Linked DNA regions of Mus musculus: all the other regions are linked to region 3. Evidence: chromatin loops called from intact Hi-C (ENCODE). Cell type or tissue: left cerebral cortex. All regions are shown on one strand. Each heading gives the region's core, and the rest is flanking DNA. Links, peaks and the distances in the headings are about the cores only.

What was found. Peaks named below come from ENCODE experiments on the same cell type or tissue, not always from the same donor. Only the 100,000 strongest peaks of a DNase experiment are listed, where the experiment ranks them.
Region 1: it touches region 3 in a loop (2.2-fold over the local background); 5 of 42 quality-filtered maps call a loop at or near these places.
Region 2: a loop joins it to region 3, with 3 times the contacts of the local background. A loop is called at or near these places in 6 of 42 quality-filtered maps.
Region 4: it touches region 3 in a loop (2.3-fold over the local background); 3 of 42 quality-filtered maps call a loop at or near these places.

Annotation. Positions count from the first base shown.
Region 1 is chr1:16,922,826-16,931,068 of GRCm38, reverse strand. No RefSeq gene overlaps it. Among named protein-coding and RNA genes, the nearest start is that of Gm46085, 170 kb to the left of the region's middle. In left cerebral cortex, for the core only: a CTCF peak has its summit at 4,356 (motif pointing right); a DNase peak (open chromatin) is centred at 1,635.
Region 2 is chr1:16,982,824-16,991,066 of GRCm38, reverse strand. It overlaps a transcript of Jph1 not described here. Among named protein-coding and RNA genes, the nearest start is that of Gm46085, 110 kb to the left of the region's middle. In left cerebral cortex, for the core only: no CTCF peak of the experiment used is centred there; a DNase peak (open chromatin) is centred at 3,329; H3K27ac peaks cover 1,551 bases.
Region 3 is chr1:17,094,846-17,103,088 of GRCm38, reverse strand. Jph1 (junctophilin 1) reads left to right here and starts at 5,200. Exons shown (of 5, transcript NM_020604.2): 1 at 5,200-5,863. The coding sequence starts at 5,485. It overlaps Gm46085 (a long non-coding RNA gene), which reads right to left and starts at 5,256. Exons shown (of 3, transcript XR_001778833.2): 1 at 4,838-5,256; 2 at 4,264-4,408; 3 at 2,296-3,964. Gm31982 (a long non-coding RNA gene) reads left to right here. Exons shown (of 4, transcript XR_865203.2): 4 at 4,304-4,516. In left cerebral cortex, for the core only: a CTCF peak has its summit at 3,582; DNase peaks (open chromatin) are centred at 4,623, 5,149 and 6,179; H3K4me3 peaks cover 1,380 bases; H3K27ac peaks cover 1,674 bases.
Region 4 is chr1:16,794,262-16,802,504 of GRCm38, reverse strand. No RefSeq gene overlaps it. Among named protein-coding and RNA genes, the nearest start is that of Ly96, 110 kb to the right of the region's middle. In left cerebral cortex, for the core only: a CTCF peak has its summit at 3,988 (motif pointing left); a DNase peak (open chromatin) is centred at 3,992.

The DNA of each region.
Region 1 (8,243 bases), core at 1,496-6,495, 170 kb after region 3:
TCTTTTTTCTCAACATCTTTATCATCCACATGTTAGTAAGAACATACAGAATGTGTTTTTTTACTCAACAGCGCTGCCCTCTAATTCCACCAATTCATCCACTTTGTTGGACATGTTTCTTAATCTCTCTTGCTTTATTTTGCTCATCCATAAAACAAACCTCCTAAGCATTTTCACGACAGTGCTGCTGGGGACACAAGCACACTGAGAAGATATTAAATGTCAGATAGTGCTTCTCTTCCTCAGCAATCTGGCCAAAAAAAAGCAACAGCTACCTTGCACAGAACATGCCCAAGCATGCACACTTTGCTTGCTGAGATTAAAGGTCCCTATGGAACCTCTTCAAACCCCACATCTTGACCTGACTTTGAAATCAAAGATCCAATTTCAATGACAGATTGTTCATTATCCCTCTGGCTCTGAAAGCTTTTGAATGATCTAGGGCTCCAGTCCTAGATTATTTCTCAAAAGGGGGGTCCTTTATTCCTTTCTGCAGCAGATGGAAAGGACACAATTAGCTTTAAACATGATAAGGCTTCCTAGGTCCTTAAGTTCCTCCTCCTTAAAAGTATTTTAGCACATTAATTTGATGCGAGCTGCTATTGAAGCCAGCTCCTTTTATGTTCCCTTCAGATTTATCAAACCAAAAATTAGTCTGATTCTCAGCTGTTGAAAGTACACTGATTCCAAAAGAGATGTCAACAAATTGTCTGAATAAAATTTAGATTCCTCAGTTGGGAAGCAACCCAACAGAACTTGTTTTCTCATCTACTTTCCAGAAACAAATGGTCTAAGGGAACCAAAGTCCATAATCCTTGGTCATGGCAGCTTCTTCTTTCTGGTTTTACCCTCTTCACAGGTTTAAAGACTGAAACAGGTAGCAATAAAGTGGTTCACGTGGCAGAGCTAAGACCAAGGGGAACTGGATTAACATAGAAACAGAGCTGAAGAGCCTTCAAACACGTAGCTGAGTCTGCCTCTCCATGTTCTACCCACAGATCAGACCCTCCAGAGAAACATTTACCATGGTTTCTTCTCTGACTTATTGTGAACTAAGTTCTAGTATGCAGGAAGGATGGCTAAAAATGTATCATACCTGAACAGAATTCATAAATTATGGTCCATGTTCTTGGCCCATATGATTCCCAAAAAGAATCAAACTCACTATTGTCTAATCACTGAGTGTATTCATTTATCATAGTCCTTTAGTGCTCTGAAATTGCCACACTCCTCTTCTCATATTACCCTCACACATAAAAAGGGTCTCTGTCTGATTATGAAATATGCAAGCAACCACACTTCTGAGTACATAGTTTTCTCCTAATTAAATCTTTTTACTGCCAGGCACTACAGCAAAACCTCAGACAGACATTCTCCTCCCTACTCCTCAGTGCACAATTGCTCATAGGTGACCATGGCAGTAACCCACTTTATGACCAGGGTTGTCAGAATCCTGTGGGTAATTCTAATAGAATTTTCACTGTTCTGCCCCCAGCCTGGAATTTTCTCCCTCTCCTTAGGGATCTGTTGGCTCTTGCTTACTAACACTTATATCAAGTTTCTTGATTTCAAACGAAATGTGTGTGTGCACACTACACTCACACCACACACCATATACTTTCTAGACTCAGTACTGATGGCACAGTCTCTAAAATATTTCTCAATAGCCTTTATTTAGATTCTTCCTTCAATCTAGACTATAGAACTATAGACAAGAGCATTAGATTGGCTGAGCATATGTACATGTGTTATTCCAAGACCATCAAAGAATATAAAAATAGGAGAAGTTCTGTTCAGCACTTAAAAATCTCCAGCAAAACTCAAGAATAAAAAAAATTATATTGTATGGAGTAATAGCTTCATTTGGTTGGTCTTTGAGACAGGGTCTTGCTATATAGCCCAGGCTTACAAAACTCCTATCTCAGCCTCCTGCACACCTGAGTGATAAGAATAAATGTGCATACTCATGCCCTAGACTTTACCAAATGTTCATGTGCTATTCTATTGTAATTATTTGAGTATTATTTTTCATGATCCATAAGCAGTAAGCCAGTCCAGCAAGTCATTTGTATTTCTTTTTATGTATTAGCATACAGTATAGTATGTGGCTTCGAGTAAGTAATCAAGAAAAGTATGGGTCATTGCTTGTTTTGTTTTTGAAGAAAAGCAGATAGCTATCTTAAGAACCATAAATTATGGAGTCAAGCTGAGGAACTAAATAGCACCTAGTTAAAGATGAATAGCTATTCAACAAAATACTTAACTCTCCCCAGATCAGCAGCAGGTCCCCAGAATCCTATGAGGAACAAAAAGCTAAGAAATCAAGACAAGAACTAGGAAGAAGTGCCCTAAAATTGTGCTGACCAAGCAAATCTTTGAATAAGCCAGAATTAAAATCTAAGGTAATGCTCTCTGCCTCTCAGTTTGGCTGCAGAAGTATCTCTGAAGGCTCTTATCTACAGCCACAATGTCTAAATCAGTCTTCCAAGAAGCCAGGACAGCTGCTGATGCTCTTGAAGAAAGGCTGAGTTTGAAACAACTAATGAGCAACTGAAGAGCCATTTTGAGCATATAGAACCAAGCACTGAGGGGCGGGGAGAGTCTAGTATGCCACTGCAGAGGAAGTATCTGTGAATGTAAGATACACAAGGTGGATGGGAAGTTGTGGAACCAAAGAGAAGATTCTCAGAGTCTAGGTGACCTCTTAACTGTGAAAATTATCTTTATTGGTTGTCTTAAAGAAGACACTGAAAAACATCACCAATATGTTTGTTTGTTTTTTGTTTTTTTGTGGCAATGACAACTTTGGTCAAGGAGGAAAGTTCACTTGTCATGGTGGCTTTGGTGGCATCCATGGTTGTGGTGCATATGTCTGTCAGCAGAAGGGATGACTATAATGGATCTAGTAATGATAGAAGTAATCACAATTTGACAATTATAGCACAAAGTCTGCAGTGTTTGGACCAATGAAGGGAAGAATCTTTGAAGACAGGAGCTATCGGCCCTTACTGAGGTGGAAGCCAGTACTTTGCTAAACTAAGGTGGCTATGATAGTTCCAGCTCTAGCTGCCCTGTAATGGTGGCAGGAGGTTCTAATTACTGCCAGGAAACAAAGCTTAGCAAAAGAAGAGAGCCAGAGAGTGACAGCAGAGCTACAGGTTGAAACAGGTTTGTGAACTCAGCCATGCACCACTGTGGCAGAGCCTAGCTGCTATAAAGAAGACATGTATTCATGTGTATGAACAAAACACCTCCAGGGCTGTATTTGTGAATTGTATGACAGGCTATATTAGTTTCCATTTGGTGGTAAGTTAAAGAATTCCAACAAAGGGTTTATTCTAGACCCTTTCATCTATGCTGTTGATTACTAAATGTAGTAGTGTTATCATGATGCTGAATAAATGTGTTATTTTTTTATGTACTCTATAAACTTAGTATATTCTGAAGCCATCTTGGTCAACTTTCACAACAGTATGAAGCTAGAATTCCTTCAGGGTGGTGCCATGTTGCATTTGTAATTTATTCATGATTGTCTAGGTAGAGAAACCATTGTATTCAGAAATCTTGGGATAGTTAAACTGCCAGGTACTATTGTGGCTAATGAGTTTTACCATTGAAAGGGTCATCCAAGCAAAATCACAACTCACTTATAAAATGGTTGTTGGCACATCCTGTGCAATATCAAAATTAAATAGTGGTATCAGTAAAATAATAGCATATGGGAATGAATCTTGTATATCTCTCATTATCATGTATAATCAATCATTTAATTCTCTTGAAAAGATTTAAATCAACAAAGCTAACTGTTCAAAAACACTAACTGCCATTTCTTCCTTGAAAATGTTCTCTAGAACACTGAATTTTCTGAACTTAAAGGGGTTCATGGTAATGCAGCTCTCAGTTAAAGCTGAAGGTTTCAGGAATAGCCCACAGAGTAGGGACAGAAGTCACTACAGCCTGAAGAAGACAAAGGCAAAAAATTAGGGAACTCCTTTTTCTCACCAAGGGACAGAAAAGGGGGAAGTAAGAGACAAAAGTCATGTATGCTAAGTCCTAAGGGGTAGATGTGACTAGAGGAGCAGATATCAAGGCAGCTATCTCTTCTAGGCAGCCAGACACTTGGGGCAGTCACATGGAAGGAAACAGGTGGCCTTTCAGTATGGTGAAATGTAGGACTGTGACACCAGGCACTGACATATGTAAGTCCGTGAATCCCTTCATACAATTAAAAGCTCCAGATCATTTTCATTTTTTTTAAATAGCTACTTTAAAAAAAAAAAAAAAAAGATTTATTTATTTATTTCATGTATGTGAGTACACTGTAGCTGTCTTCAGACACACCACAAGAGGGCAACAGATCCCATTACACATGGTTGTGAGCCACCATGTGGTTCCTGAGAATTGAACTCAGGACCTATGGAAGAACAGTCAGTGCTCTTAACCGCTGAGCCATCTCTCCATATCACTTTTAAATGTGTCCATATTAAGCTAATAATTTAGAACATCTTCTGCCATGCCTCCTCTCCTTTTTTTTTTATTTATAGTGCTTTGACAAAATTGAGTAAACAATATAGATATAAAATTTTACACAATTCATAACATAGACACTAACATTTGTATATTTTTTAAATTGGATACTTTATTTGTTTACATTTCAAATGTTTTCCTTTTTCCTGGTTTCCCCTCTGCAAACCCCCTATCCCATGCCCCCATTACCTGCTTCTATGAGGTTGCTCCCCTACCCACCTACGCACTCCTGCCTCACCACCCTAGCATTCCTCTGTACTGGGACATCAAGCCTTCACAGGACCAAGGGCCTCCACTCCCATTGATGCCAGGTAAGGGTCCATTAGTTCCTTCAGTCCTTTCCTTAATTCCTTCATTGGGGTCCCTTTGCTCAGTCCGATGGTTGGCTGAAAGCATCTTCATCTGTATTGATCAGGATCTGGCAGAGCCTCTCAGAAGATAACTGTATCCGGATCTTATTAGCAACAGTGTCTGGGTCTGCATGTGGGATGGATACCCAGATGAGGCAGTGTCTGGATGGCCTTTCCTTCAGTCTCTGTTCTACTCTTTGTCCCTATATTTACTTTAGACAGGAGGAATTCTGGGTTAAAATTTTGGAGATGGATGGGTGGCCCCATTCTTTAAATAGAGGGCCACACCTAACCTCTGGATATGGTTCTCCCTCACCTTTGTGGGGTATTTCAGCTAATGTCATCACTGTGGGGCTCTTGCTTCCCTGGCATCTGGGACTTTCTGGCTGTTACCCCAAGTTCCCTATCAATTTACACCTCTGCTCAATTTCCTTTTTTTTAAAGGATACTACATTATCTTTTCATGTTCCTATTTTTTAAAGATTTATTTATTTATTTATTTATTTTAAGTATATGAGTACACACTGTAGCTGTACAGATAGAGAAAGTTGTGAGCCTTCATCTGGTTGTTGGGAATGGAATTTAGGACCTCTGCTCAATCAGGTCTACCCTGCTTGCTCCGATAGACCCTGCTCTCTCTGGTAGTCCCTGCTCACTCCAATCAGCTCTGCTCAGTCCCTGCTCGCTCTGGTCCAAATATTTAATTATTACTATAAATAACTACACTGTAGCTGTCTTCAGACACACCAGAAGAGGGCATCAGATCTTATTATGGGTGGTTGTGAGCCACTATGTGCTTGCTGGGATTTGAACTCAGGACCTTCAGAAGAGCAGTTAGTGCTCTTACCTGCTGATCCATCTAACCAGCCTGGGAAGTTTTCTTCTATTGTTTTGCTGAAGAGATTTACTGGCCCTGTAAGATGGGAATCTTCACTCTCTCCTATACCTATCATCCTTAGGTTTGGTCTTCTCATTATGTCCTGGATTTCCTGGATTTGGGGTTAGGAGTTTTTGCATTTTGCATTTTCTTTGACTGTTCTGTCAATGATTTTTATACTATCTTCTGCAACTGGGATTCCCTCTTCTATCGCTTATATTATGTTGGTGATGGTTGCATCCATAACTCCTGATCTCCTTCCTAGGTTTTCTATCTCCAGAGTTGTCTCCCTTTGTGATTTCTCTATTGTTTCTATTTCCATTTTTAGATCCTGGATGGTTTTGTTCAATTCCTTCACCCGTTTGATTGTGTTTTCCTGTAATTCTTTAAGGGAATTTTGTGTTTTTTCTTTAAGGGCTTCTAACTGTTTACCTGTGTTCTCCTGTATTTCTTTAAGGGAGATATTTTGTCTTTCTTAACATCCTCTATTATCATCATGAGATGTGATTTTAAATCATAGTCTTGCTTTTCTGGTGTGTTGGGTATCCGGGGCTTGCTGTGGTGGGAAAACTGGGTTCTGATGATGCTAAGCAGCCTTGGTTTCTGTTGCTTATGTTCTTGCACTTGCCTCTCGCCATCTTGTTATCTCTTGTCAGCTGGTCTTGCTGTCTCTGACTGTGGCTTGTCCCTCCTGTAAGCCTGTGTGTTAGCACTCCTCGGAGACCACCTCTTTTCCAGTGGAATTTGGGTATGGAGTGCTGTGGCACAGGGTCAGCTCCAGGGCACAGACAGAAACCCTCCTCTTATTCTTGATGATCCTATAGTGCAGAAAATAGTAGTTCAGTCATTTCAGAGAGTGCCTGGGAGTCTGTGGGAGTCTACAGGTATCACTCTACTATTCCCGCTACTTCTTAGCGTTTAGAACCCAGGCTGCTTGCTTTGTAGATGAAAAGACATGAAGGATAGCTTTAAAATATGTCATGACTCCATCAATATTAGTTATGTAAATGAACCTTTCAAATTTCATTATTCAACCAGACATCAAAGGCATTTCTACTTAGAGATGAGTACCCCTTGGTAGGGCATTCAATGATACCTCTGCAAGGATTCATTCTTGGCCAGAAGCAGTATCTCTGGCAGCTGAAGAAATGTATATTGGTTCCTTGACTTTGCCCAAAATAAGACACCTCAGAGTATCTCTGGTGACAGTATTTTTTTGTCTTCTGGATTTCATTACAATTTCACTTTTTCTAGAATAACATTTTCCTATAGCAATTAAGAAAATATAATCATGAGAGCCCAGTCTGTGCAGGAGAGCATGTGGACTGCAGAAGCAACACAGCTTCTGGGACAGGCCCCATTTCAGGCCTTCATCTTCAGCCAGAAAGCAGATCTGAGCTCCAGACATCTGTGCTCCTTTCCCATCAGAGGAGAGGTGGCCTGCAGAAAGTAATCTGACCATTGAGACTCATGAGAGAGTTGGACTCTCAGGAGTGCTGACAGAGGCTAACAGAATCACAGGAGAAACAAGGTCCAGCCAGAGACAGCTATAACAATTAACATTAGAGATTACCAGATGAGGAACGGCAAACATAAGAATCTTACTAACAGAAACCAAGACCGCTCACCATCATTAGAACCTAGCAATCTCACCTCAGCGAGTCCTGTATACCCCAACACACCCGAAAAGCAAGATTCAGATTTAAAATCATATCTCATGATGCTGGTAGAGGATTTTAAGAAGGGAATTAATAACTCACTTAAAGAAACAGGAGAACACGGCTAAACAGGTAGAAAGCCTTAAAGAGGAAGCACAAAAAAATTTCTTAAAGAATTACAGGAAAACACTGCTAAACAAGTAGAAGCCCTTAAAGAAGAAACAGAAAAATCCCTAAAAGAATTACAGGAAAACACAACCAAACAGGTGATGGAATTGAACAAAACCATCTAAGATCTACAAAGGGATGTAGAAAGAATAAAGAAAACCCAAAAAGAGACAACTCTGGAGATAGAAATCCTAGGAAATAAAGCAGGAACCATAGATGTGAGCATCAGCAACAGAATAAAAGAGATGGAAGAGAGAATCTCAGATGCAGAAGATTCCATAGAGAACATCGGCACAACAATCAAAATGCAAAATGCAAAAAGGTCCTAACTCAAAATACCCAGAAAATCCAGGACACAATGAGAAGACCAAAACTACAGATAATATGAGTAGATGAGAATGAAGATTTTTCAATTTAAAGGGCCAGCAAATATCTTCAACAAAATTATAGAAGGAAACTTCCCAAGCCTAAAGAAAAAGATGCCCATGAACATACAAGAAGCCTACATACTCGAAATAGACTGGACCAGAAAAGTAATTCCCACTGACACATAATAATCAGAACAACAAATGCACTAAATAAAGATAGAATATTAAAAACAGGAAGGGGAAAAGGTCAAGTAATATATAAAGGCAGGCATATTAGAATTACTCCAGATTTCTC
Region 2 (8,243 bases), core at 1,412-6,411, 110 kb after region 3:
CCTGCTGTGTGCTCACTGCAAACCTGAAAAACCTCAGTTCTGCATTGTTCCTAACCATAGTACCTTATGTGTCTCCCAGGCCAGTTGCATGCAATGCAGTTTGACAAATAGGTCAGATAAATGAGACTATTACTTCAAATAGAGAGGTGTAAGAAGTTGGGTAAAGGAGATTACTCAGTGGGTAAAGTGCCACAAAAACCTAAAGACCTAAGTTTGAATCCCCAGTACCCACACAAAAGCTAAGCCTGGAGACTTATGTCTGGGAATGGGGACAGACAGGAGAGTCCTAGAGACCCTCTGGCCATTCAGTCTAGCCAAAATGCAGAGTTCTGGGTTAAGTTAAGGAGCTTGTCTTTAAAAATAAATAAATAAATAAATAAATAAATAAATAAATAAATGAATGAGGAGAAAGTAGAAGCAACTTCATTATGACCTGTAGCCTCGCACGCGCGCACACACACACCACATGAAAAAGAGGGAAGGAGAGACAGGTCATGAGTTCAGACTTGTTGGCCTCCTTTTTTCTCAGATGCCAAGTATTTATTTTTCTTCAAGCCTTCCCATAGTATACCAGCTTCTTCTGTTCCCATCAAGCTGTGTCTCTTACAAGACTTTTTTAAATTTACATTCCAGTTGTTGCCCCCCCCCACAGAGACCCCCCCTCACAGTTCCTTATCCCCCTTGCCTACAAGAGGGTGCTCCCCGACCCCACCAGGCCTCGCTTTCCCCTGCGTCCTCAAGTCTCGAGGATTAAGCACATGTTTTCCCTCTAAGGCCAGACCAGGTAGAGCTCTGCTACATATGTACCAGGGACTTCAGACCCGTCCATGTATTCTCCAGGCTGCTGGCTCAGTCAGGGAGCTTCTTTGGAAGCTCCCTGGGGCCTGGGATAGTTGAGTCTGCTTGTCTCCTATAGGGTCGCTCTCCTTTTCAGCTTCTTCAATCCTTCCCCTAATTCAACCAGAGGGGTCTCAGGCTTCAGTCCAATGGTTGGGTGTAAGTATCTGCTTCTGTCTCAGTCAGTTGCTGGTAGGGCCTCTCAGAGGACAGCCATGCTGGGCTCCCATCTGTAAGCACATCACAGCAAAGTAGTGTCAGACCTTGGTACCCCCAACCCCCCCGCCATGAGATGGATCCCAAGCTGGGCCAGTCATTGGACCCAAGAATTACTTTGGTGTCTATGGAATTAGAACCTGAATGGGTTTGGTTTTTGTTGTTGTTATTGTTTGTTTGTTCTTAATCAAAATTTCAGTTTACTCCTTGCAACAAAGGGAAAATAAGTATGTATGTATGTATATGGACTCATTTTAACAAATACCTTTTTTGTTTTAGTAATTTTTACTTTGCCATCAAGTATTCATTTAATTCAATTATTCAATTCCTGCCTGAAGGGATGTCTTCTGTGTATGGAATATGTGTGTACAAATCAATGTGTTTCTTTGCAAAGGCTAGTGGCACACAAAATGCAAAGCAATGGCTCAGAAGGTGCGTTTGTGCTGTTGATGCATCTCACATGAGAGGCTTAGGAGTGTTCAGCAATGCTGAAGACTTCTCAGACTGAGTGCACCTACTCATTAATGCCTGTTGCACAAACTGAACAATAAAATGATATAGCCAAGGTAAATGATGAAAGATCTCGGTAAAGCTCTGCCTACTGGTGAGGCTTGATTATGGGAATGAGCTGGTGCATGGGGCCTCAGCATTACCATTGATATTCAGCAAATATTAACAAGCCTAGTTTTTAGACATAATTGTTGTGAACACAGGCAAATGGTGGTGGCTTTAAATAAAAATTAGAATCTATTTAATCAGAAATAGCATAGACAAAAGATGATGTTAGATCATCTAATGATGTGGAGCATAGCAACCATTCATTTATAACCTCTACCATCAAGAAAATGGTTAAAAGCCATATATACTACTGCTCAGTGTAGAGTATCAGAGAGGTTATCTTCAGCCCAGTGTTAGCCACACTCCTGGGCTTGTCTTTGCGAACTAACAGGAAACAAATTCTGCTTTGAACTTGTTTCATTATTTTAAAGAAACCAGCAGAAGAAAAATCTACTGAAACTTTAAATAACTTTTATATCATTAAAACACCGACAGTTTTTTTTCTTCCACCATATTACATTGAATACAAGTGTGAAAACACACTCTCAAGTGATTTTCAAACTTTAATAATGCTTGGAGGTAGAAATACTTCCTTGCATACTTTTCTGGCATAGTTTCTAAAGAGCAAGTCCAAGAACTTTAATATTTTTCCTCTTGTTTTTGTTTTATTTTGTTTGATACTAGAGATTGAACCCAGGATCTAACACATGCTTGGCAAGTGTGCTACTGTGAGCTGTCTTGCAGCCCTCTATTTTGAGACAGACATCAATATATAGCTCACCTGGCCCTGAACTTGTCCTATAGTCAGGGCAGGCTTGAATGTGTGATCCTCCTACCTCAACCTTCAGAGTGCCTGCCATTAGCCAACTGCAAACCCTGGCTTAGAATTTCTCATTTCTAACAGTCCCCTCGGAGATGTGGATGCACAGTGGTCCTCAACCTTCCCTATGCTGTGACCTTTTAATGCAGTTCCTTATGTTGTGGTGACCTCCCAACCAAAAAAAGTATTTCTGGTGCTGCTTCATAACTGTAGTTTTGATAGTGTTATGGATGTTAATGTAAATATTTTTAGAGATGGAGGTTTGATAAAGGTGCCACAACCCAAAGGGGTGCACAAGTATAGCTGCATGAATGATACAATAAGAGAAAAGACTAAAAAGCAGACATATATAGCAACATAGTGTTAAATGCTTACAGTAACTTAATGAGCTAATAATTTTCTCCTGCTTCCATAAAAGAACACCACGGCTCAGAAGATAGACAGGACTGCTTTAGAATACACAGCTGCCAAGTTGCAAACCCAAGACTCACAGCAACGTACCCAAGTTTCACATCCTGGATGCACTCTATTCTCTGTTTCAGGCAGCTTGAATTCTGTTCTCTGGCCACTAAGTGGTTAAAATACCAGGCATAGCTAGAGCCCCCTTTGACTGCCAGGCTAATCAGGGAGGTTGAGTCTTTGGTGTTGATGAAACATGATATTAATATCTGAGGTGGACAGTGATGCATATTCCATTGGTACATGAATAAGTCGTTCTCAAACACATATAGTAGTTTTCTATGGACATTTCTGTCAAACCAGATAAGATGTTGTACCTCATCCTTCTAAGATCTGTACACTCAGATCTGTTGCTTTTACCAGAGAGTTCTCACATTCCTTAGCCTACACACAACTCCCTCTATCCATCTGTATAGATTTTCTCCCTTGCTTTTGACTGCTTTTTAAGGGAAACAAAACATCATTCATGACAACTATGGGGTTTGCATGTACAAATTCCATCACATCCTCCTGACCTCCCCCAGTGACCACTGGCCTAGAAAAGGAAGCCCCACGGCCAGGCAGACACCGACAGGAAGCAAGTCTGCGTTTGAGAAAACATCCTGCACCTTATTTTTTCCCAAAGATGTGTGTAGGACTTGAGAAGACAGTTTTTCACGGAGCAAAGACAGGCTGCATCAGAGTCTTTTCTTTCGGGCCTGAGTTTTTCCACAGTTTGTTGTATGGGCCATGTGCAGAAAAGAATGGGGTAAATAAACATGAAAAGATACTCATTCTGAGTAGTGACTACAGAAATTCACATGATATTATTAAAATCTAGTGCACGCCATATTGATTATATCCTTAGCGGAAAAAGAAAAGGCTCTGAAGAGGGCTAGACTTGGAACTCACATCTCTACTAAACCGTGCCAGGCAGCTTTCCTTATCATAGTTCTCCACTGCTGTAGAGAATCCCTTCCTCAGAGAACCCTGTACCCTGTTGGTCCTCAACTCTGTTTAGAAATTGTCTGGTTTTCTATCTCTACCCAAAACTGCATTTCTAAGAGAAACAGGCAGAGACTTTATATCTTATGCCCTATTGTCTGAGACAATGCCACACATATATAGCATTAACTAGCTGATTAATGCATAAAACAATTCTGCCCTTGGATCCTCAAGCTCCTGCAAAGTAGCAATTTTTCCATAACATACTTTGAGGATCCTACTGTCTAGTTCTGGTTTTCATTGTCAGTGCCTCTATGCTACATGGAGAAAGGGTGTTGACTTATGGGAGAGAAAGATATCTTGAGATTTACAAAAGAACTGTTGAGATGCCATTTGCTCCCACTTCTCAAAGTTGTGGCTGAGTAATTTTGTGCAATTGGTTTGGTAAGCAACTTGTTCCTATATCTAATAAGGCCAGCAGACCATCCACCATGGCTGCACCAATGGTTTCTCAGCACTCTGATAAGACATTACACTTAAGCTGGTTAGACAGCATAATGAATACTAGAAGTTTATTTCAGAGGTAACAGATCCTGGTTCCTTATTTATTTCGCACTGGCAACTATGGGGTGAAGAGAAATGGGCCGACTAAAGTGGAGGGAATTCAATCATTGTGTTGAGTGATCTGGTGTGGAGAGTAAGGAAAAGAAAGATTCACAAGAACGGCATCCCTGGCCTGAGCAGCTGGACTTTCTGGTGCCCTTAACTACAAGAGAAGGAGGGGACGAGCAAGTGACCTCCAGTGAACCGAAGACACTGAAGTCAGCTTTAGACATGGATCTGAACTGGCTGTGAGACATGCCAACTAGATGGAATGTCATTGGATATACAAGAACACTGTGCACAGGATCCTGACGTGTAGTGAATCTAGCATGGGAACATGTATTTTTTAAGTGCTTTATTTGTTCTGCTTGTTACAAAGCAGTCTTCCTGTTCCTGTAAGCAAGTCTCTTGGTATTTTCATGTTGTTCCTAGCTGTCACCACCGTCTGTCTCCAGTGTCTCCACTGTAGTTTTTGAGATTATTTTCATTGTGTTTCCTTCTGTATTTTGTTTTGTTGGTTGTTAGTTTATTTGTTTAAGGCAGGGTCTTACTTTGTAGTCCTGGCTGTCCTAGAACTCACTGTGTAGACCAAGCTGCACTCAAACACACAGAGGTCTGCATTGACTCCTCTGTATCTGAAGTGCAGTGATTAAAAGCATACGCCACCATATCCAGACTTTCTGCTTTTCTTTTTTTTTAAGATTTATTTATTGATTATGTGTAAGTACACTGTAGCTGTCTTCAGACACACCAGAAGAGGGAGTCAGATCTTGTTATGGATGGTTGTGAGCCACCATGTGGTTGCTGGGATTTGAACTCAGGACCTTTGGAAGAGCAGTCGGGTGCTCTTACCTGCTGAGCCATCTCACCAGCCCATTTCTGCTTTTCTTAAGGAAAGAAAAATCTATATACTATAGATATATTTGCAATTATTATAATAACCTATTTTTAAATCCCTGAAGCTGACATCACAAATCACAAACGCATGATTTTTTAAATTCATTTTATAACAAGAAATTTGGAAATCAAACTTCTATGGATAGCTATTGCTGTTTAACTTCTACTGAATTGTAAAGGTTCTAGAAAATTTTTCTTAATAAGGAGGAGCATGGACATCAAAGAACCATCTGCTAATCTCCATGAACATGCCCCTTCCTGCTCCAGGTGGACTGGGTGATGGTCTCCTTCCTGGACTCTTAGCTTCCCTTGCATTTGAGCTTCCTGCTAAAGGTACCAACACCAGTATTTTTCAATTGTCATCTACTTGGAGAAATTTCCTAACTTACCTAATGATAGAGGAAGAAGTTGAAAAAAGGAGAATCAGAGCTCCTTCAGGCCATGGGAAACCAAAAGTGTCTTAATTTCCTCTTCCTTAATGACCTTTCAGTTCTTTTCCCCTAGAAAATAGCCACTCTCTTCGTGTTTTTGAAGTCCACTGATCTACAGAGGCTACCACTGGAAGGTTGATAGAATTTCAATTGCTGGAATATCTCTGTGTGGTAGGGAACCATCACTGGATAATCCTGGTATTCTTACCAGATAAATTGACTTCCCACACTTAATGTGAGGGCCAGGATCATGTGATCTGATTCTGGTCAGCTCAGTTGGATCTTCTGGAAAACATTTTGTTTCTTGGATGAAAGAAAAGTGGCTATCAGAGAAGCCAATGGTGCTAGACCATTCTCATATCCTTCAGATTCACTCTCCTTATGCTTCCTCTCCTTTTCCTTTGCCCTCTTCCATCTTGAATGTAGATGTGATACATTATGCTATGACCATGATCTTGCAACCAAGAAGCAACAGAGGCAACAAGTATAAGACCAAAACCCCCAAATACTCGGGAAGCAAAAAGTTGGGGAAAGCCTGGATACCAGTGTTGAATTCTTCATGCTAAGTAAATGTGTCATTGCAGTCTAATCCCCTCTTTTCAAGATAGTAGCTATTGTTAAAATAAAAGGGAAAAACAAGGTCTATCAGTCATATTCATGTTTGTCGTTTGTACCTATGTGAAAAAGTTTGAAACTGTTTACAGCCTAACTCCTATCTGTGCTTCAAAGAGCTATTCTTCTAAAACACAGAAGACCCTGAATTGACACCACACCAACCTAACTCCACCCTGAGCCCTCCTCCCAAGCCTAACTTGAAATGCCCCATCCTCTGCAGGCCCAGCTCCTTTTACAACCCCACAAATGGTAGGAATTACACCCTATGTAGTCGTTACCAGTTCCCAACTACTGGCTGGCCTACCACAAATGCTCTATGAATGATTGACTGCCTTATTCATGGCAATAACTAACATGAATTAGCCATTTTCATTCCAGATTTTACTAATTAAAAACAGTCAAGACAGCATAGAGTGCTTTGCCTACAAAATGGCAAGTAACTCAACTAGAATTTGTAACCAAATTCTGTTTTTGAAGCCTGTCTCATAGAGTTTGTAAGAGCTGGCTTCCCAAATTAACAGCATTATCAGCCACTAAACCTCCAAGCAGAAACCATTGGTTCCTCTACATATCACCCATGAGCCCCTCTTTTTCATGTCCATTTATCCTATGCTAACTTAGCTTGTTAGTTGGGGGATCTCCGACACACCTAAACTGGAGTCTTTCTTATCTGTTCCAATCATGCTGGTACCAGAAGTCACCAGAGTCCAAAGTTAAAGTTTTCAAAAACTGTACTCTTAGCCAGCTTTTTATTCAAAGATGTGCACTGGTTTCTTTGCCACCCATGAAGTTAGAAGAAACTGGAAATTGGTCCCCAACATCTGACTTTTTGATACACAGTGCTTGGTGCCTAAAGAATAGTTACTCTGCCATTGGGTGTTATCCCCTTGCAGAGCCCTGCCTTTTCAACTGGCCCTGGGGACTCTGCAAGAGTATAACACATAACAGACCTTGGTCAGTCCTCCTGCTCACAGGAAACTTGAGAGCAGTATTCTCAGCCACAAGCCAGCCTGGTAGCCCTCAGGAACTGTCAGTCTGTGTCCTTTCCCTTTTACATGAGAGTACTCCCTGGGGTCCCTGAGTTCAAGAGGCTGCTCAGCCCGTGAGAGATCCCTGCAGACCAGACCAACCCCATTTCAAGTTTGTGTGGTCACAGGCTCGGACTGCTGCACTCCATCCTATGACAGCACTTCCAGTGGAGAGACACAGCCTTACAGTTAGCCATTTCATATTCATAAATTGGACTGAAGACTAACTGTTCTCACATATTTCAAACTACAAAAAATAAAGCCCAGAGGAATACTCATTCTTGAGAGCTGACCTTCTGGTTCTGCATCACCTCCATCCTTTTAGCTACAAGTTCTTTATGTTTCCTCCCTTGGGATGGCCTGTTTAAACTTGTCTCACTATGTTTTGGTTCATGCATATATGAATTTGTTTCATTTTAGTAACCATTTTCCCATTTAAAAATTCTCAAAAATCATCATATGGTATACCATAAATACAAACTTTAAAAAACTACAGTAAATAATCACACCCATGAAAAAAATAAATGTATAAATGACATTTTTGTACACATCAAAAGTAAGCACCAGTGCAAGGCCCTGGGTTCCATCAAAAGCACGAGGAAGACAAAGGAAGAAAGTAGGCACAGATCTAAGAAGACTGAGACTATTCAAGTATCTTTCTTGGAGTCTGATTCTCCTTCCATTCAACATGGCTCTGTCTCTATTTTCCCATGTTCTGTTCTTCTCCCTCTTCTCAACGTGCCAAACACATTTAGAACATAGAGACATACCTCTGGTATGTCTGGCAACCTCTGCTTCATCTGCTTCATTGCAATCTCACATTCTATACATACATACATACATACATACACACAC
Region 3 (8,243 bases), core at 1,235-6,234:
GTGGCCCAAATCTAACAGAAAGCTAATACAGATACTAACTTTTAAAGACACGTCACCTTTAAAGGTTTTTTGTTCAAGTGAGGAGTGTTATGACTGAGAGGGGCTGGAGGACAGTGACATACAAATGGAGCTGGCCAGGAATAGATCTACCACCTGGCCTAGGAGCTGTGCAAAAGGCTCACAACCACAATCTGTGGTAGCAATAATTAAATGGTGTGATAGTGTCCACAAGGGGCTTCCAAGAACAAGGGATAGAAAATGGTGGCTCAGGATGGAAGATGCACAGACAAATGTATCAGAGGCTAAAGTGGAATTTTCTGGTTTCTCTAACAACTTAGTTTTATCATGTGATGTTTTTCTGGAAACTGTCTTACGAGATGATATTTTGTGGAAGCAGACATGTGAGGGGATGTTTTGCTGAGAACAGACACATGGTGTTTTTCTGGAGGCTGTCTTGTGAGAGGACATATGTTTTACTGAAACAGACACAGAGGGCACATGATGTTTTAGAAAGAAAATAAATATAATCCCACAATGAGACACTCTTGCATTGGTTCGCCTTTCAACGTTTTGCTGGTCTTCACTGATCTTCACTTGTTGTGACTTGATAGAGAGAAACATGTCAAGGAACTTCCTCGTGGTATTCCAGCTGCTTCTTGCCACGTCCACTGACTTGCTGATTAGGCAGAGCCTCGAGGTTTCTTCTGGATCAAGCTGCTACTGATTCATGTTTGATGTTTGCCATTGGACTGGTCTGTTGCTACTGATTTGTGTTTGATGTTTTGGGCTGGACAGTTGATATCCTGACAATGAATGGCAATGTCCCCAAGAACTAACTACTACTAAGCAGGCCCATGATCCTCTTTTCCTGTAAACCTTCTTCTATCCTTCCCTCATGGGCTAGAAGGGAGATGGAAGTGTTTAAGAACCTTTATTAAAGTAGTTTTTGAAAAATCAAAGCTTACAAGAAGCTACTGTGAAAAAGCAACTGAATGCCAGCAGCAGTGAGGTGGAAATGATTACAAAGGCTACTAGGTAGACAGGACTCAAGAAGTGGAACCTTTGATAAGAGCCCCTGGTTTCTTAGGGGACAGTGGAAAAGATGAAGGAATGTTGTCACTGAGTAAAACAGTTCCAGTTATCAGAACTGGCCTATACCTAGGTTAATGTTGTGTCTGAGGAAGTGAAAGTCATGATACTGCAGAACGTAAGAGATACTCAGATGCTAGGATGATACTGTACAAGACAATGGCAGGGGACAGCACACAGATGAGGAGTTGTGGAATAGCTACTTTTCCTTTTAGAACACAAGGCAGTGACCTAAAGATGCTGACAAGAGTAGGCCTCTGAAGGCATGAGTGAATAATTTGAGTCTCAAAAGGAAGCACTATTGAAAATGAGAAAAAAAAATTTATTTACTGACTTTCAGTACCGAGTGCCTACTGTGTCCTGGTGTGTATTTCTGTGTTTTGTTTGCAGTGCAGGGATCTAAACCCAGAGCCTCATGTATCTTAGGCAAGCACACTACCCCTAAGCTACCTCAGTTTTGGTGTATTTGCATGAATTAGGGATCTTCCACTCCAACATGAGTAAATCATAACCAACTCCTCTAATTAACTATAATTTGTTCTTCAAATTCTACACAGTGGCATTATAAATCATTTAGCCAAACAAGAAATAAAACTCATCTCTACCACCCCTCCTTACTTCACACCCAGGTTGTTTCCTTCCACCTGAGGTCTTTCAAAGTACTCTCCAATAAAAACAGTATTAAAAGACTGAAGACACGTTGTTGGCACAAAGCTATAATCCACACACTTGTGGGAGGATGGTAAGGCAGGAGAATTTAATGATCCAGGCCAAGACACTCAACTCACCAATATCCTTCTTCAAAGAAAAAATAAAGAAGGGCTGGGGATATATTCAGAAGTAGAGTGCTTACCTAGCATACACCAAGCCCTGGGTTCAATCAGTAGTACAGAAAAATGAGATTTAAAAAGCTTACTGGTGTGCAGTAATTACACTAAACAAACAATTTGAAGAACACTGACTTTGGTATTCTTCTGATTTCATGCTATCTAAAAAGCTTAGATCTCTAATTTTTCAAAATTAATTAAATTTAAAATTTACTTAAATTTCATGAACACTTATCACAAATGAATCATTTGGATTTCTTTACAAATCAAGCTAATAATGTTCATTTTGAATTATGTGATTCACTTTAATTCTATATATGTCTTTATGCTCTTAATTCATGTTCCTGAAACAATAAACACTCATACTTCAGCCTTTTTGTCATCTATAAACTTTTTATTAAAACTCTCAGTAATTCTAATAGAATCATATCACTAAAAAATAACATCATTAAATTGTAAGCAAAACATCCTTACCAACATATGAACTGGACATACACTGCACCAGCTTACTGTTTATTATAAAAAATGTTTTAGAAGAGAAACTAGTAATGGCTGGGTTTTGTGTACAAAGGAAAAGAAGCTGCTAATTGTTGGCCCCTGGGCTTTACTGACCTCCCCCATTCCACCTGTCACACCAACATTCACATTCTCTTCTTACTAATCCAGTCTTAAAGCTAAATTCAACTCCCCCTTATCCAGGGCAAAGGTTCAGAGAGAGAGGGAACATAAGGACATTACTAACCCTGACTCTGAAATTACAACAGTATTCCACTGCCAGGATCTACTTGCTCTGCACCTCTTGCTCTGCCCTCTGCTCTCCTAGCATGGCCACCAAACCTCAATCTTTACGTTTATATACACGGCTATGGGATGAGGAGGCATCTCTTTGTGGTAGCATGAGGTAAATAGAAATATGGGCTCATGCTCTTCATTGGTTGAAAAACTGTTCAGGAGCCAGTAAAAGTTCATTACTAACTTTCTCCCGTAGGAGTCAGTCGCAGTTAGGCTAGAATTAAGTTTTGTTGAAATTAAACAGCTCGTATTTACTGCACGGTTCTCAATTTTACTTAAGGTTCTTTCTAAGGAAGGTTAGGCAGAAGAGCTGTGTGTTATCCTACACAAACCTCCATACCCCGCCCAGATGGTAAATGCAGACTTTACCATTACTTTCCCTGTACCATGAATGACTAGGTAGCTTTTGCAGAAGCCAGAAAATTGTGATGTCTAGTGTACTCCTTGAAAGCCCTCAGTTTTAGAGAATTGGGGAGGAAGACAAATACTTCAAGGGAAAAAAAAAAAAAAAAAAAACTCTTAAAGAACACTGGGATCCTAACACTAGAAGTAGGTCCCAAAACAAAACCCAACAAAAAGACAAAGCACAAGTGCTGCCTCTGGGAAGAACACCACTTGAAAGACAAAGAAAAGAAATATCAGTTTGAGCAGCTCTTCTTTTCCTATCGGACCAAACCCTCAGAACAAGTGGGACTTGATGCTGTGTGAGCCCCCAATGCCAGTGTTTCCTGTGACTGAGAAAAAGAGTTGTGGCTCAGCTGCAAAGCCCTGGGTCCTCATTTTCCCAGTGGCCTAAATCAATCCCCAGTGCAGAAAGGGATGCTGAGCAAGATGCCTGATTACTTCAGGCCACTAGGGTAAGCACTATTCCTGGCACTTCACAAGCAGTGCCATGGGCGAGGGGTTCTAATTCTTTTTGGTGATTTGGCTCAGTGTAAACAGAGTTGGGGTTTTGGGGGTTTTCTGTTGGTTTTGTTTTGTCTTCGTTTTTCCTTTCTGTCATTTACACAGATAAGCAGGAAAGGACAGCTCCAGTTCTGAGAGAAGGAATTATGCTCAGGAAAGAATCCTTTTCTCTTGCTCTCCTTTTGACAGTTGTCCTTTAGGGTTTTTATCTGATTATCAGCCACCTAGTGAGAGGCCCAAGTGCTCACCTGTTTTGTCCTCTCAGCCTGGGGAACAGCAGGAATGCACAATCTGAGAGTCCTTCTGAGACCCTGGCTTGTGACCTGGGGAAAAGACTTCCTCCACTGGCACTGTGAAGGCAAGGAGAGATCAATGCCACTCCTAAAAGAGGCTGTAGTATGTGATTCAACTATCCTGTTAGCAATTCTTGACTTTACGGGTACTACCATCGAAATACACCAAGTCTTTCCCCAACACAGAAAGGGGAGGGTATTTCCATTGAGAAAATGGAGATAAAGTTTAGAGGAGGTATCTGAAGTGAGTTCAACAAGGCAGTGAGTGCTGCTGCAGGAGAGTGCATCAGCTGACACCTGTCCTGTGTTTAGAAGTTCATGGCTTCTTTGTTACATTAGCAGAGTGCTTTACTTACCATATTTCTCCTTGAAAACTGTGTTTTCTTTTCTAAACAGTGGGCGACAGTGGAGAGGTCCCAGGTGTGCATTCCAGGCACTCAAGCAATACATACAGACTAAGCCTGTTTGGGTGCACAGCTCCAGGATGTAGCATTTCTAAAGCTGAGAACAGATGAGGGAACAGGCTGGAATGTAAAAGACAATGCCCTGTGTTCCTGCAATGCCAGCTACAAAGCCCATCACTTCTACAAATAAAACCCAAACAACTCATGCCCATGCTCTTTCAAACTGCATTGCCTCTCTTGGAATCTTCATGAAAAGAAATGCAAACACATGTGCCCTGAAATGGGTAGGTGTAAAAGAACATTCTGCACAATTATATCTAGGCTGCCACAGATTTATCACATGCAGACATATATTTGGAGCATATTAATTCATGATGACAGCTGCGCATGACAAATCCAACAGAGCTCAAGTTGGAATGCTGGGGGAAAAAATGCAACTACAAACCCTATGCAGACACACACCACCACCACCACCACCACCACCACCACCACCACCACCACCACCACCACCACCACCACCACCCACCTACACAAGAGTTGTCACTCTATCACACAGGTGGCCTCACTTGTAGAAGACTAAACACAATTGAAAAGCTGGAGGTTCCAGCAGCAAAGAGCAGGTCCCCAGCACAGGCAGCCGCACCTTTATCCGCAGGCTTGACCGTCTCACGTCTCAGAGTACACTGGCCCTCCCAGTCACAGCCCACTCCGCAGACACACACGTGCCCAGAGCTCGCGCGCCAAGCAGCCGGAGGAGAAGCTCGGCTCCGCGGGCTGGGGGCAGGGCCCGGCGGGCGGGCGTGCGGGCGGGCGTGTCATGGGGCCGGGCCTCCGCGCCCAGGGAGGGGACTAGGGGCGGGCGCGGGGCGGTGCCCGGCTCACGTGGGCGGGTGGGAGCAGCTGAAAGTCCGCTCTGGAGACTGGGCTGTCCTCTCGCGCGCGGCGCTGGCCGGGGCGGCGGCGAAGGAGGAGGGAGAGAGGCGGCGGTGGCGACGGCGAAAGAGGAGGGGAAGACGGGGGCGGCGTCGGACTGGAGCCGATCGGCGGTGCGAGCTGCCCGGGGCGCAGTCGTGAGCTCGCCCGACGGGCCCCTACCCCGGAGCTACACCCTGCGGTGCCCAGCTCTGCCCACGTTTGTGCCCCCACGAGGAGCGCGCCGGGGCTGCCCCCCGAATGACGGGCGGAAGGTTCGACTTCGACGATGGCGGCACCTACTGCGGCGGCTGGGAGGAGGGCAAGGCGCACGGGCATGGCATCTGCACGGGGCCCAAGGGCCAGGGCGAGTACTCTGGCTCCTGGTCGCACGGCTTCGAGGTGGTTGGAGTCTACACCTGGCCCAGCGGCAACACCTACCAGGGCTACTGGGCGCAGGGCAAGCGGCACGGGCTGGGGGTGGAGACGAAGGGCAAGTGGATGTACCGGGGGGAGTGGTCACATGGTTTCAAGGGGCGCTACGGGGTCCGGCAGAGCTTGTGCACCCCCGCCCGCTACGAGGGGACCTGGAGTAACGGGCTGCAGGACGGGTACGGCGTGGAGACCTACGGGGATGGAGGTGAGCGGCATCTCGGGAGTCTCCGAGGGCTGACGCGGTGGGCTCTTCCCTGGCTTCGGGGACGTGGGGAGGACGCGAGACGCACGTGTCCGGAAACCCGCCAAAACATCTGGGGAGTCTACCCTCCCTCTCGCCCTCCTCCCCATTTCGAGGGAGACCACTTGGTCTCGCGGCTGGGTCGCAAGTGTCTGCGGCTCCCCGGGCGGGTAGGCTGTCCATACCCCGGGAGTTAGGCGTGCAGGTACCTGGCCGGGGCCCAGAGCCGCGCTGCCCCGGGAGGGCTGGGCAGGAGAGAGGACACTGTCACTTGAGCCTGTCACATTACATTCCTGATCCCTCCCTCTCCAGGCCGGGTTTGAAATCGCCACTCCGGAGGAGTTAGAGGGACGTCTTGAGCTGTGTGGCTGCCGGTCGGTGCTGACCGCCGCGCGGTTTGGTTTCACGTAGAGTCTCGTATTTCGCTTCTGGCCCTCCAGTTAGCCTAAAGATAGAAGCCAGAACCCCATAAGTAGGATGTTGGGGAATTGGACCTTATTGAGGGTGTATTTTCTAGAGTCCTAGTTACAGGCAGCAGAGCAACTGCCCAAAGCAAGCGGCATTCCTAATTTTCTCCCTAACTTTCACTTGGCTCCTTAAAGTACTTTTGAATCAGAAGAACTGTAATCTTTGCTGACCTGGAGATCTTGAGAAAATGCTTTAGGAAAAATGGACGGAGTTTCCATTAAATATTTAAAAAGGTTAAAGAGTATGCTATATCCTGGATATACATTAGGGGTGTGGCCTAAAAAGTAAGCCTGGTTGTGATTTAACAATGTTTGCCTTATAATTTCTGTATGTTATAGGAACGGGTTCATTTTTTTTTTTTTCCGCTAAGAAAGCATACATTAGTGAAACAGGGGTCAAAAGTTGATTAATTTTTTTAAAGACAAAGCTGGGAGAGATGAATAGGGCTATGTTTGGGCAAAGACTATTTTCTGATAATAAACATAGTCATATTTAATTGAAAAGGATTATAGGATGTCACCTTTTGAAATTAAGCTGCTTCAGAGTTGGAGGATATTAAAGGGATCCAATTAAAAGTTTCTCCAGCCCACTGAAATTCCGTTATGCTATTGCTTATATAAAAGCTTATACAATTTGTACACTTCACTTGCTCAGAACACTTGGGCTGTGTTTCAAATGCAAAACAGCAGAATGGTAGGATTTGCTTTTTTTTTTTTTAATACCATTTGGCCCTGCAGTATAAATAAGGATATGGTTCTCATGGATTGGGGGGGGGGGGTGGGAGGGGGGAGATCTTAGTACTTTTCTTTGGGCTGAGCCCTGAGTGCCTTGATAGTTTAACAGGGCCATTTACTCTTCAGAACCACAATATGCCTTGGTTGACAGCCTTACAAATATTGTTTCTGGATTTTATTGGAAGCCTTAGCTCTGATATAACAAAATACTGTGTTCAACCGTAAAAATTTAGTTGTTTTTTTTTTAATATGATCATTTTAAAGCCCTTATTTTAAAGATTATAAGATAGACTTATTTTATTGTAGTTTAATTACAATATAGACTTTCTTTAAAAGTTAAAACTCATTAAATGAAACTTGGTGACTTTAGGGTATTTGTTATGCTTAGTAATCAGAACATGAGAGCACAGAAAAGCCGATGTGTCTTTGTTGTTTGCACAAGGCCAAATATATCTCCAAGTAACTGAATAATCTGCCTTCTGTTTTAAACCAACTTTGAAAGTTTAAACAAAACAAACAAACAAACAAACAAGACCCTGGTATGCTATAATCAAGAAAAAATGTTAAACATGTAAGTCACTTTTGAATGCTTACTCTTTGCTGGTCAGTTTACTGGTTTTCCTTCTGTTAACACCTTTTATCAGAAAATCGATAATTTAAAAACAATGGCCTAAACAGATACAATTAATTCATTCAGAGGTTTTAGTCCAAGTAGGAATAGCAGCTTCTCTATTCCTGAGTTAGCTTAATTCTGCCTCCCTTCCTACATATTTTTAGTGACAGCAGGGAAGGAAGGAATAATTCCATGTGAGAACTCGCACTTTATTTCACTAGAGATTTCTTTGTAAAGTGTCACTGAAATAGAGTCCCTAAATATTAAGAACTAAATGCATCATATTCATGAAATTCAAGTCCAGGTGCCCAGATTCTTTTGTACAAATTCTGATAAACCTACTATAAAGCTATGGAAGATATCTAGGAAGACCCACTGGGCTATTTATGTATTTGAGACAGGGTTACTGTAGCCCATGCTAGCTTTAAGCTAAGTGTGACTCTGAACTATAAGCATTCTGCCTCCACCTTTCCAGGACCAGGTTTATGGGCCAGGACCATGTGGAGATGGAATCTAAGGCTTCATTAAT
Region 4 (8,243 bases), core at 2,111-7,110, 300 kb after region 3:
AGGCCCCTTGGTATTGCACACTTTATATGCCCCAGTACAGGGGAATGCCAGGGCCAAGAATTGGGAATGGGTGGGTAGGGGAGCAGGGTGGGGGGAGGGTATAGGGAACTGTCAGGATAGCATTTGAAATGTATATAAAACACATGAAACTGAAGAAGAACGAAGACCAAAGTGTGGACACTTTGCTCCTTCTAAGAATTGGAAACAATCACCCACAGAAGGAGTTACAGAGACAAAGTTTGGACCTGAGACAAAAGGATGGACCATCTAGAGACTGCCATATCCAGGGATCCATCCCATAATTAGCCTTCAAACGATGACACCATTGCATACACTAGCAAGCCTTTGTTGCAAGGACCGTGATATAGCTGTCCCTTGTGAGACTAGGCCGGGGCCTAGCAAACACAGAAGTGGATGCTCACAGTCAACTATTGGATGGATCACAGGGCCCCCAATGGAGGAGCTAGAGAAAGTATCCAAGGAGCTAAAGAGATCTGCAACCCTATCGGTGGAACAACATTATGAACTAACCAGTACCCCAGAGCTCTTGACTCTAGCTGCATATGTATCAAAAGATGGCCTAGTCGGCCATCACTGGAAAGAGAGGCCCATTGGTCAGGCAAACTTTATATGCCCCAGTACAGGGGAACACCAGGGCCAAAAAATGGGAATGGGTGGGTAGGGGAGTGGGGGGGGGTGTGGGGGGGACTTTTGGGATAGCATTGGAAATGTAATTGAGGAACATACGTAATAAAAAAATTTTTTAAGTATCTAATAAAAAAAACCAGAATTTGTTTAATGTAAAATGGCCTTAAATGTTATTACAGATTTAATAGAAGTTAGTTGAGAATAAATACAACAAAATACTGTCAAAGAATTCTTTCTTTACTCTAAGTGTGTTATATATCTTTTTTTATCAGAATGCTTATTAAAAATATAGACTGATGCTTAAATTTCACTCTGGGTGCATGCTGACTTCCAAACAGATTCTTCACAATACACTTTGTACAGGAGCTGTAAAAAGAAATGACCACTGAGATGATACCATTTCAACATTATTTACAATTCTATCAACACTCACAGAGGTGGATATCATGGGCCTAACACCTCAAGACATTGTTTTGCACTTCCATAATTGTTTTATATTTGAGCTATGGAGATCACTTTTCAAAGCCCAACTTGTTCTTAACAAGTAGAGTTTTTACATCCATTTATTGAGTCTTTCCGTTTTCTAGACCAATTCATCTGCAGACAGGAGGAGAAACTGTCACCACATTCTTCATGTCATATATCCATGTGACTCTCAATCCTCATATGCTGTGCTGTCCCTAAGATATATGGAGTGACTCACAGCAAGGCCTCGGAGATGAGGAAGTTCGAAATGGAGGAGACCACATCCTTACATGTCTTCTGCTTCATCTCCTGGGGTTCATCTTCGGTGTGAAACTCTTGAACCAGAACCTTGCAGCTCTGCCTCCAAAGCTTGCAGGCATGGCACCCTGCTCACCTAGTGTCTTAAGAAAGTGGATGCTCACAGTCATCTACTGGATGGAACACAGGGCCCCCAATGGAGGAACTAGAGAAAGTACCCAAGGAGCTGAAGGGATCTGCAACCCTATAGGTGGAATAACAATATGAACTAACCAGTACCCCCAGAGCTCGTGTCTCTAGCTGCATATGTAGCAGAAGATGGCCTAGTTGGCCATCATTGGGAAGAGAGGCCCCTTGGTCTTGCAAACTTTATATGCCCCAGTATAGGGGAACACCAAGGCCAAGAAGTGGGAGTGTGTGGGTAGGGGAGCAGGGTAGGGGGAGGGTATAGGAGATTTTTGGGATAGCATTTGGAATGTAGATGAAGAAAATATCTAATAAAAATTGAAAAAAAAAGAAAGCTATTATACAAAAGCCTATTGTTATGTATATTCATTCACTTGATGACTGGTGATTCATTAAATGTATACTAATTAGTACCTCCATATACTGGAGAACGAGTTTCACAATACAATTATAGAGAGACTAGAGTGACCCAGAACCTGCCCTCTGAGGCGTGCAGCTTTTCTAGAATCTGTCTCGTTGCCTCTACCAGGAACAGTTTGGTCAAAGCCGTGTATGCTTGCCTGAGCCCTTCCAACAAATCTGCTCTTGATGTGATGTCTCCAAGCCTCTGGTCACCAGAAGCAGCTCTTTACTTAACGTGAGATCTGGGCCTTCTTCTGTTATAAATTCTCATCTGGGGCCAAAGCCAACGTCCTCATTTTTAGGATCTGGCCTCCCTCTCCTCATCCATCCTCTCAGCTCCAGATCCCTCCTGCCAACCACACCACCTTCAAACAGAAACCACAGGACCTTTGTACTGGCCACCAACTCCGCCTTGATGATCACCCCTCAAACCCCTCACTCCCTTTTCTCCTATTTTATCCATGTGGCCTTTCCTAACAACCTCGAGCAAAATCTCAAGCCTCTCTGTCCCACATTGGAACCATATCCTTATCCTCCCTGCTTTGTTCCCCTTCCTCAAGATCACTTGCCACCATCGGGCAGGCACGCTGTAAGCAGGAGTTCGCGTCCATGCATGTTGTCCTACTGAATGGAGTGCAAGCCCCATGAAAAGCAGGGACTTCATTCTGTTTTCTCTGTAATTGCCAGAGCCTAAAACAGCACGTACCACCCATCTGTCAGATAAAATCTCACTTCTATCAAGTGTCTTCTCACTCTTTGGGATCCTGGTTCCTGATATGGGAAGCCCTTGTATTAAATCCATAGTCTAGGAAAAAGAAGAGCCTATCCCATGAAATTTGGGACAGGGCTGGCTTCACAAGCTCAGAAGCATCCTGTACTTAGTTTGATGCTATCAGTTACTGGTTAGATACAATTTTCAAAACATAAGAAAATCAAGAAGAAGGAAGACCAAAGTGTGGATACTTCATTCCTCCTTAGAATAGGGAACAAAACACCCATGGAAGGAGTTACAGAGACAAAGTTTGGAGCTAAGACAAAAGGATGGACCATCCAGAGACTACCCTACCCGGGGATCCATCCCATAATCAGCCACCAAACCCAGACACTATTGCATATACCAGCAAGATTTTGCTGAAAGGACCCTGATATAGCTGTCTTGAGTGAGGCTATGCCAGTGCCTGGCAAGTACAGAAGTGGACGCTCACAGTCACCTATAGGATGGAACACAGGGCCCCCAGTGGAGGAGCTAGAGAAAGTACCCAAGGAGCTGAAGGGGTCTGCAACCCTATAGGTGAAACAACAATATGAACTAACCAGTACCCCCAGAGCTCATGTCTCTAGCTGCATCTGTAGCAGAAGATGGCCTAGTCGGCCATCATTGGGAAGAAAGGCCCCTTGGTCTTGCAAACTTTATATGCACCAGTACAGGGGAACGCCAGGGCCAAGAAGTGGGTAGGGGAGCAGGGCAGGGGGAAGGTATAGGGAAGTTGCAGGATAACATTTGAAATGTAAATAAAGAAAATATCTAATAAAAAAAGTTACTAGTTTTAAACTCTTAATAATTTGGCAGTAAAGGGTATTCCTCTTGTTCTTGGCCCTATAAATATGATGTAGCTGGAACTGGTTTGACACTTTGAAGTTAGATATCCCCTGAGTGTGAGTGAGAGTCCCCTGAGATGACAAAGGATGTTCAGTCTTCAAGATGCGCAACCACCCTAACAAGTCTCAGCAGCTATCCCATCACCGTCATTTAAGGAATGGAGCACGTGAACTATGCTATTCCCATCATGGTAGGAAATCTTCAGATTTAATAACCCTTTAGTTTCAAAACTAACTCCTCTAGATTAGCTTCCATTTTAAATAGCCAGGCAGGTTCCACACCAGTAAGAGCGGGGGAGATGTTCTGAGATTTGACCTTAAATATTAATGGAGAAATAATAGAGGGGGGCTGAGCCAGGAAAGGGGATGCTCAGGAGTGCTGGCACAAAGCAAAAAGCAGAGCTGAAACAAGGAACCTCTGCTGCCCTCTGCTGGCTCCTGACCAAAGTGCCCTGTGTGTGCAGTACTGGCCAGATGGAGTGGACAGTCAGAAAAATCAGGAAGTTGCAGTTAAGTAACAGTTTCAGTCCTACTCCACCTAACACAGTAAGCTACGAACCAGTGTGGTGCGGCTACTCCACCTAACACAGTAAGCTACGAACCAGTGTGGTGCGGCTACTCCACCTAACACAGTAAGCTACGAACCAGTGTGGTGCGGTGTCTTCGGGAATCCGAGGAAAAGCCTGACGTAGAAGAGTTTTACTAAAGGTTCATTTGAATTTTGTATTCCCTTTTGTTTGTTATTTTTTGTGTCTAATGAGGAGCTTGTCTGTCTGTCTGTCCTAAGAGAGGGTCTTATACCTCGAGCTGCCTGGGGCTTGCTATGTAGCCCAGGCTGGCTTCAAATTGACAATCATCCTACCATAGCCTAAGTGCTGAGACTGTAGGCATGCACCACCATGCACAGCCTGAATTTGTTCTCGAAAACAAAGATTCAAATGAAGAAGAGAAGGAAGACCAGAACCAAAACTAGAAGTAGAAGGAGATGTTTTCAGAGGAACAAGAACAGGCACACAGAGAGGAAGCTGAGGCCACCTAATATTTCAAATACTAAGCTCTGCCTACGTCTACATAAAGCAATCAATACCTCCTTGCAGGCAACGAATAATAGCAACATCCAAAGAATGAGGACTTTGGGGTTAGACATTTAACTCAGGAAGCCTCCTTTTTCACATCTCTGTGGAATGGAAAGTATCCAGGCCAAATGCAACCCAACCCCCTCCCTCACCCTCACCCCCACCCCAGCCCCTGCCCCAGGGGCAGCAGTAATACAATTGAGGACCTTCTAGACAACAGTTCACCTTAGCACCCATGAGTTTGTAAAGCAGCCCTGTCTAGACCACACCAAGACTCGTGACATCTAGACAGGGCATAGCCCCCAAAGTAGAGAATGTGTTTGATCCCAGCACTAAAAAAGCAAATGGATCCTCAAGCGCAAAATCCATGGAGTGGGAAGGACTTGGGGATTCCCTGAGCAGTGCCCATTCTGAATGGCCTACTGCAAGCCATTAGGATACATACTTGTAATAAAGAATGTCCAGGTCACTAGCTCACTGGCCACCAGTCTAACCAGTTGGTGAGTTCCAAATTCAGTGAGAGATTGTCTCAGAAAAGAATAATAGAGGAGACTGTGGTAGTTTGAAAAAGAATGGCCCCCATAGGCTCATATATTCGATTGTTTGCTCATCAGGGAGTATACTACTTGAAAGTGATTAGGAGTTGTAGCCCTGTTGAAGAAGGTGTGGCCTAGTTAGAGAAAGTGTGCCACTAGGGGATTGGGGGAAGATGTGGGCTTTGAAGTTTCAAAAGCCCAAGTCAGGCCCAGTGGCTTTCTCTTTCATACTGCCTATAGATCCAGATGTAGAACTCTCAGCTACTTCTCCAACACCATGTCTACCTTTGTGCAGTCATCCCCACCATGATGATAATGGACTAAACTTTTGAAAATGTAAGCCAGCTCCAATTAAATGCTTTCTTTTATAAGGTTTGTCAGTGTTACTAACATGATGTCATAAACTTCATTTTAGGACCAGGCCTGACTTCAAAAGGAAAATCATCCATTCCAGGAACTGACCATAAATGCCACTCCCAACCCCCCCAGTTCCAGCTCCAGAAACAGACCATAAATTCTAGGGACAAGACCATAAAATCCCCCACCCAAAAAAAAAAAAGAAAAGAAAAAAAGAAAAAAGCCTGAAGATAACCACAAGAATGGTAAACTATCTTATCTCAGGATGACCCATCTGTGCTGGACAGCCTTATATGGTTTAGGTATTTCATCCTGTGATTAAACACCCATGACACAGGAATGCTGTTCATTGACCACCTGGACACAAGCCATGTAAACTGACCCATGTAACATCTCTGGCTTCCACCAATAAAGTTTTAGATTACCTAACCCTAGCTAAAATCCTCCTGCTCCCTATAAAAAGACCTGCATGCTTTTGTCTTCACCACTTTTGTAAGTGTCTAACCGCTGCATGCAGGGTTCTTGCTTTCACAAAATAAAAACACTCTTGCCAATTGCATGTGTGAGTGGTGGTGTCTGTGCAGCACTTTCATATTTAACAGTTACTGTGTCTCCTTACAGAAATCAAACAGTGACTGAGACAGAAAGCAACCACAGAAGACCCCCAACTTCTGGCCTTTACATGCATGCGCGCGTGTGCACATGTGTACAAACACACACACACACAGTCTACAAAAGAGACTTAAAGGCTATTTCTGCTAAAAATCCTGCTAAAAGTACTAACTCTTCATTTGGGCCTATAGATGCCTTCTTGGTAACTAAAATGAGGAATAAGCTTGACATTCTACCTTCATTTAGTATTCATCTGCTTGTATGTATAGCCTTATAAATTCACATGAGATTCCTGACTCACTCTCAAAGCCCAAGGATAGGCCCATATCCTACTGTCAACCATTTAAAGGAGAGTCATTTGAAGCTGCCAATATACTATCTACCTTCATGGTTGAAGACACCAAGATTAGAGTAACTAAGATGTTATCAACTACCAGCTTTTACATCCTGTTCTGCACTCCTACAGGTGGCACCGAGAAGTCCACTGTCATTACCTCTTCCAGGAGCTGACCAGTCTTCTAAACAGGTCTCTCCAAAACGATACTGTTCTCCTAATCAGGAGTAACCATCTGATAGGATCAAGGGGCAGTAGGTAACACCCTGTCAAGTGATTATGGCCCTTAACTGTGGGTATCAGAAGGAGATGCCCCTCTAACCGCCAAGTAGCAACAATTTTTGGCACTGATAAAACCATGTGGCCAGAATTGAGATCACGACCAACCAGATCACTGTTTGACAAGACTCCTTGACTGTACTTCTTGTCCCCCCCCTATAAAGTCTAGAGTTCAGTACTGGAGAGATGATCCATGGGTTAAGAATGCTTGCTACTCTTCTAGATGGCCTGAATGTGGTTCCCAGCACCCACATTGTGCAGCTCTCAACTGCCTGAAACTTTCAGCTTCAGGGGAACTGACAGTCTTTGTGTGTCACACACAAACACACACATAAATGTCGGGTGATTTTTTCTGTGTTCTGTGTAAAGATTGTATTATTCAAATGCTGATTTCTGTACTGACAGAGATCTAACTACCTACCTAGCTTTGGTATTGTTATTTTTATGAAGCATCACTTGTCTCAGAGTTCTGTAATCATAGTCTCCATCACCATTTTATTGGTCAATAGAGAGCTGAACAGCCTATAACAAAGAAGGAAAGGACAAGTGAGACTTCCATGCAGAGTTAGGAACTCTGGGAAAGAGTCAAAGGCAGGTGATTTGCCACCAGACATGAAGGAAGAAGCAGTTGCCCATACTCAGGAGTTAATCAGAATGCAGAATGCAGATTAGTCTAAATGGTAAAATTTTAAGTATAAGAGTCAATTGAGAAAAAGCCTAAGCTACAGACAAGCATTCAAAATTAATAGGTATCTATGTCATTACTTGTGTGGCTAGTAGGTCTAAGACAAGCTGGTAGTACACAAATAAATAAAATAAAATAAAATAAAAATTTTAATTACTTTTTTAATTGCACAAGGATCACCGCCACACATGATAGCCTGTGTGCTGCTCTGAATTCACAGCTAACATCCACCTCATCCTCCAAGTTGCTAGGCTCACAGGAATGCACTACCATGCCCATTGTTAATGAATATTGTTTAATTAATTAATTAATTAATCTACAGTTTATGTCACAGTCCTGAAGACAAGCCTGAGCCATGCAACCCTCCTGGTGTATTAAATTCCTATGATACCTCCCGCCCTTCCACTTAATTTCTGTGGTAAACAGTCATACCTGATGTGTTGAGAAAGCCCCCTGGAGTCAGGCCTTATGCCTAGAATTCTGAGAAATACTAACATGTCTCCCTTCTTCTGGTGGTCCACAACACTGCAGCCCAAGCAAAAGGTTCCAATTTTCAGATAAGCAACTGCAGAAAAAACACCTTAGCCACTATACCACCATCAAGCTCCTCCAACCACTATGTCTGTCACTCCAAATATATAGGACAGCATATCTGTGATGCCTGTGAATGTCAAGTCAGCACTGACTCAAACCAGCTGAGGCCTGATGCAGCCTAGGCCAATGCCCTGGTCAGGCAAAGGGAGAGAAGATGTGTGGTCCATCTGCTCCTGATGATGATGCTTTGGATGTTGTCAACAAAATGAGGA